Linked DNA regions of Mus musculus: region 2 is linked to region 1. A link is a loop called in an ENCODE intact Hi-C map of the cell type or tissue named here. Cell type or tissue: left cerebral cortex. All regions are shown on one strand. Links, peaks and the distances in the headings refer to the core of each region. The heading gives the core; the rest is flanking DNA.

Evidence for each region. Hi-C counts contacts between places; a loop is a spot of excess contacts. Peaks named below come from ENCODE experiments on the same cell type or tissue, not always from the same donor. Only the 100,000 strongest peaks of a DNase experiment are listed, where the experiment ranks them.
Region 2: it touches region 1 in a loop (3-fold over the local background); 5 of 42 quality-filtered maps call a loop at or near these places.

The regions. Positions count from the first base shown.
Region 1 is chr15:88,246,689-88,249,598 of GRCm38, forward strand. All of the region lies in intron 5 of 4930445N06Rik (a long non-coding RNA gene), which reads right to left. Among named protein-coding and RNA genes, the nearest start is that of Gm41376, 30 kb to the left of the region's middle. In left cerebral cortex, for the core only: a CTCF peak has its summit at 1,741 (motif pointing left); DNase peaks (open chromatin) are centred at 999 and 1,717.
Region 2 is chr15:87,932,614-87,935,523 of GRCm38, forward strand. All of the region lies in intron 11 of Gm35599 (a long non-coding RNA gene), which reads left to right. Among named protein-coding and RNA genes, the nearest start is that of Gm35711, 120 kb to the left of the region's middle. In left cerebral cortex, for the core only: no CTCF peak of the experiment used is centred there; a DNase peak (open chromatin) is centred at 1,573.

The sequences.
Region 1 (2,910 bases), core at 185-2,684:
GTGGGAGTGCACAGAAGCATGTACCCACATGTGTATACATGCATGTACCCGTGTCTGTATACATGTAAACATGCATTCCTGTGTATTCCTCACAGCATGCATCTATGTGTATACACACACAGGCATGCATTCACATGTGCCCCAACACATATACAAACATACCTCTGTATTTATCCATACATACCAACACATATACCTGTCTATTTAGACATACCCATTCATAAGTACACTCCTATCTAAACTGCCAAATTAACCTGACAGAGGAAGGTAGAGAGATAGATTTGGGGTGGAATTCTTAAAGTAATGAACACCTCAGGAGGAAACAGGTGACCACAGCTATAAGACCTGTGCCAAGGGAGGAGACTTTAGAAATAGAAACCAAACTTCGAAGAGTGTTGTGTGCAAGATGGGAGATAGAAAGTGACTGGGGTATAAGCCAGGTCCCTCTTGTCAGGTGGGTGGGGCAGTGGCTGGATGGTCTCAGCAGCTGATGCTGAGGTAGGCTGAAGAGAGCAAGGCCAGGTGAAGGGATACACAGATGCTCATGGCCCCTACAGGAGCAGCTAGGAGAGGCTACCCTGGTTGCAGGTGTGCCCCAGGATGGGCAGAATCTTTCTAGTTAGCCCACTCCCAGAGGTAAGGGAGAGGCAAGAACCCAAAGTGAGGAAGATGGTGATGCCTTCCAGGATGGGCCTAAGGGTGTGGCTTTCCCAGGGGAGTTGGCAGAAGGTGTGAGAGAGAGAGAGCACTAAAGGAGAGGTGTCCAAATGACAAGCAAGTGGCTTGAGGGAAACTGAGGCCTAGAGTTTGAGTACCACCCACTGCTGGGATACAATAGGCCTTCATGGGCCCTCATGATCCTCTCAGGTCCTAGTGCTTGGATGCTCTTAATCCTTGTGAAAACCTTCCCTGTGGCCTCCCTCACGTCATAGAGACTTTACAGCATGAACGAAGATGGAAACATGGTCACCACCCACGCCCACGCCCACGCCCACCCTCTGTAAACTGTGAGGCACAAACACTTCCCTTCCTGAAGACTCCTGGAAGCTGGGATGCACAGCAGACCTCTGAGCCAGCGCCTTGCTCACCCCTGAGAGCCACCTCAAGACCATACTCAGCAGCCGCAGCCGCAGCCATAGCCATAGCAGGCCTACCAACAGTGTGGCTCCCCAGATTGAAGGCTACAGGAGGCAGCACAGGCAAGACCGGGGGACCCTATAACCCAGCCTCACTGTACATGTGGATCCATGGTCTGTCTCCCAGGAGGAGGCCAGCCCGGAGAGCCCAGGGTCAGCTTCCTCCTGTCCCTCCGCTACAAGATCCACCTGTTGTATACCAGCAATTCCAAACCCGCTTTTTGCCTGTGGCTGCTCAGAGACCAGAGTCCTCAGCCTGGTCTTGCTGTGTGACCTGCCTGTCTTCCTCAATTCTCCTTGCTCCTCCAAGCAGAGCGTGTGTAGGAGGCAGGCCAAGGTCTTCAAGTGCTACCCAGGGTTCCAACCAGCCAGCTCCCCGTGAGGGGAGAGTGTGCAGCCCAGAGGAACCCAGCCACGCTTGCAAAAGGCCCTCACAACCATTGGCATGTCTTTTTACTACCCCCAAGCCCAGGACTTCCAGCGACTTCCAGAAAACGAAATCTGACAGCATCGGGGAGCTGCCAGCTCTTGATTCCAGCCTGCTGCTGCTACGGTAGCTTAAATTGCCAGGCTCTGCGAGAACTGTCCAACAGCGCCCCCTGGTGTCCACTCTCACCTCTGCTTCTGTGACCTGCCAGCCCTGGGTAGAGCTGTGGAAAACTTTGCCCTGGACAGACCTGAACAACCATGAGGTGGATTGTTTTTCACACAGGTCCAGTAGGTTTGTTGCCAACCATGCTGTGAGAAGCAAACATTCTCCGCTGACCCAGCTACGCCTTTTGGGTTTTATCCGAGTTCAATCTGGGAGTTCCCAACCTAGAGCAGGAGACTTGGGATGGGCACAATCTACTGTGAATGCAAGCTGCTGAAGGCACTGGCCAAGCGCAGACCAGGCTGTGGGGGCCACCGTAATCTATGGTGGGTGAGTCATGGGCCTCTAGGCATGGAAGTCAGGAAAGAATTGTGGAGAAGGTAGGGGGCAGCGAGGGCTGAGAAAGAGAATCGGTCTGACAGGATGGAGACATATAATAAGCTCTGAGAGTGGCTGCCTCTTTACCATGTGACCGTGGCAAATTGGATGGTGGCTTAGGGTTTTGCTATGCCTTGGGAGTGGAGTTTGGCTTCAGAGGATAAGCCACCACAGACAGTCCTGGGAAGCAGGCCTGGGTTCAAGTGAACCCAACAGAATGGCCCTTGGTATTGAAGTTGTTATCTTTGACAAGGAGGTTCACTGTAGGATGACTACAGACCATGGTCAGTTTCTCCCACAGACCAGCCCAGTGAAGACTGGGGATAAATTTTAGGGAAAAGTCACAAGCTTAAGTAGGAGGAGAACGTCTTCATTAGGATTTCTATGGCTGCCACGAAACACCATGACCAAAAAGCAAGTTGGGGAGGAAAGGTGTTTATTTGGTTTACACTTCGAGATCACAGTCCATCGTTGGAGGAAGTCAGGACAGGAACGCAAGCAAGGCTGGAACCTGGAGGCAGGAGCTGGTGTAGAGGCCATGGAAGAGCACTGCTAACTCATGGCTTGCTCGGCCTGCTCTCTTATAGAACCCAGGACCATCAGCCCAGTTATGATCCCACCCATAATGGGCTGGGCCCTCCTCCATTGATCACTAATTGAGAAAATGCTTTACAACTGGATCTCATGGAGGCACTTCCTCAACTGAGGCTCCTTCCTCTCTGGTGACCGTAGCCTGCATCAAGCTGACACACAAAATCAGCCAGTGCAGAGGGGAAAGACAAGAAGGAAGAAGCAGCAGAAAGA
Region 2 (2,910 bases), core at 317-2,816, 310 kb before region 1:
GGGTTGCCTCGGGTTCCATTTAATTGTCCCTCCTTCGCTCTCAGCTTTAGTTAAGTGAAATGGAAAACCCCAGTAATACCGGAATTTATCTTTCAGGCAGCAGATGCACAGCTTAATTGTCAATCGGGCTGACAGCTGCTCAGCAGTGAGTGGGGCAGAACGAGTATGGGTCGGATTCTTGGAACCTCATTTTCTCTGGTTCTCTGGACTGTGTGTCCACAAAGGCAGAAGAGTGGCCTCCCAATTGGCTAGTCTTTCGTTCCTAGAAAGGAGGCTGGATGCTCAAGATACCTCCCTCGAAGATGTGTCTCTAGGTTCATACAACATATGCCCAGGATACCCCACCTCCGTTCTCACTGAGTGTAGGTGGATGGATGGCAGAAGGAATACATACCTATAGCCCGCCTGCGGGGTAGGGAACACTTTGCTCTTCAGTCTTTCTGAGCAACTAGCTGATGCCCTGATTCCATATCAGCCTTCTTTGTGGCTGATTTCTCCACTCCTGCATGAATGCAGATGCCTGTCCCCAGGGCCTCTCCACATCCTTCAGGGGATCTGTCCCCTCCTTGGTGACTGCCCACAGCTGTCCCTAACTCAAGGCTGTCATTGTCTGCTTTCTTGTATCTGCCTAGATGGGCAATCCTCCTAGCCACCATCCATCCACACGCTTTGTAGACTACGACAACTGACCACATGACCAGCCCTAGAAATAAGCCCTTACAAAGAAGGGGCTGCAAGAGTAGACAGTCTGCTGCCCAGAGAACAATCTTCAGACCCTCCTAAAGGATGAAAAGACACCAGAACTGGCTGTCTGCCAGGTTCAGTTGCGGCTTGGATGGAAAGGCAAAGGACAACAAGAAACACCCATTCTTTTTGAAGTGAAAAATAGATTTGCCTCCTCCCAAAATTCCAGTGCATTTGCGTTTGTTTAATTTGGCTAAGAGTGTCTTACATCCATATGACGAAGTACATGCCTGTCACAATAGCAACAGCACTTGCCTGAGAGGCTGGAGAGTTGTGGCTAGAACAAGGCCCAAGAAAGGAGGGAACTGTCTGGCCAGGGATGGGCTTTGGAGAGGACCTCAGGGAAACCCGTGTTTCTAGTCCATGACCCAGAGATCAGTGTGCACTTTAAACATCAACTATGAGATCATCACAGAATCAAATCTGCAAAGGAAGCTGAGTTCAGGTATCGCCTTGGTTTGGATGAGTGTTTACAACCAACACTGACAACCAGGAAACCATCAAAAATCACGGCAGGAAACAAGTTACTCCATTTGAACGAATGTCTGGCCAAAAGGCCAGGCCCCTGCTCCTGAGATGGATAATCAAGGGAGAGTTTAAAGCTGTAGCTGTGGCTCAGTACTAGTGCTTCTCACTGACTGTGTTAAAAAGAAAAATAATGTAAAACAGCACTAGCTAGCAAGGCATACGGATAGCAACTTAGAAAACCCCCAAATGGCCGAAGTACATATGCAGACTTACAGTCACAGGTAGCCAGAAAATGCAAATTCTGTTACTAAGAAGAAACAAGTTTCCAAGAGAGGCAAGAAAAGAGAGCCTGCTGTGGCTGCGGGGTGCCCTCTAACTGCTGCTGGAAAAGCTCTCTGCAAATGTTTGTGCTAAAAGTAGCCCAAACCACCAGCCAGGCCTCCCATCCTGAGCATCCATCCCTTTGAAATAGGAGCAAGGGAGTTTGAGGTCTTAAGTATGACACAGGGCAAGGCCTGGGGACAAGGCCAGTAAGGGAGTGCCACAGCCTTCGGGAACAGAGCTTTCCCAACCCAGAGAGGGGTGGCTGGAGACTCAGGAGCCATGAGATTGTGTGAGGCTGAGACCTGAGAAATGTGGGTAAGACTCAGACTTGGTTGTGTGAAGGTAAAGAGACTCAAAACTTACATGCATAATAAAAGTGCAGAGTCACACAGAGTCAAGTGTAGGTATTGATATTCTCCTATTTAGTAAAACAGAGACAGAGACAGAGACACAGAGAGAGAGAGAGACAGAGAGACAGAGAGACAGAGAGAGACAGACACACACATACACACACAGAAAAAGAGAGAGACGGAGCGAAAGACAGAGAGAGAGAAACACAGAGAGAGACACACAGAGAGACACACAGAGAGAGAGAGAGGGAGAGAGAGATACACAGAGAGAGAGACAGAAAGAGATATATAGAGAGATATATAGAGAGAGACAGAGACAGACAGACACACACATATACACACACACACAGAGAGAGAGAGAGAGAGAGAGAGAGAGAGAGAGAGAGAGAGAGAGAGAGAATTAGAGTGTGAGTGGGTATTAGATGTTGGCATCTCCATGGTGATGTAATCTTCAGGCTCTTCTGAGCCTGTTTTGCTCTGTTCCTCCCCTCTCCTTGGTCTCCTTGTGTGTGCACTATGCCACCTCTCTGAGTATGACCTCCTACCTCTGTCTGAGTCCTCGATGCCATGCTCTGTTCTGGGGCTTCATGTCTGGTGGGTGCATCATAAGTAAGGTTTGGGGAACTTCAGTGCTGAGGTGAGCTCAGAAGGAAACAGGATGGGGCCAGAGTTCAGATCGCTTGTGTGGGCTGATGCCATGCCTCCCTTGTGTGCTCTGGAGGGGGGAGAAGGTATGTGTCAATGTGGCCGTCTACCCTGCTCTGCCTCTGTGCACACCCCCTCCAGAAGCAGCACTTTGCTTTTCTGCAATGTGATTGCCTCTGCCATCAGTCCATCCTCTGTAGATACTCTGTCATGGACAAATATGCACAGCATCTCGTACCTCATCTTATAGGTGAAGGATCCTAAGGGTCCAGAAGTCAGGCCAATTGCATCCCTGAGATATCAGGAGTGCTTCATCACGGTGGTCCATGCTCAAACCACAAGCATATCCCAAGAGTCCTGGTCTGCGATGTAGCTTATG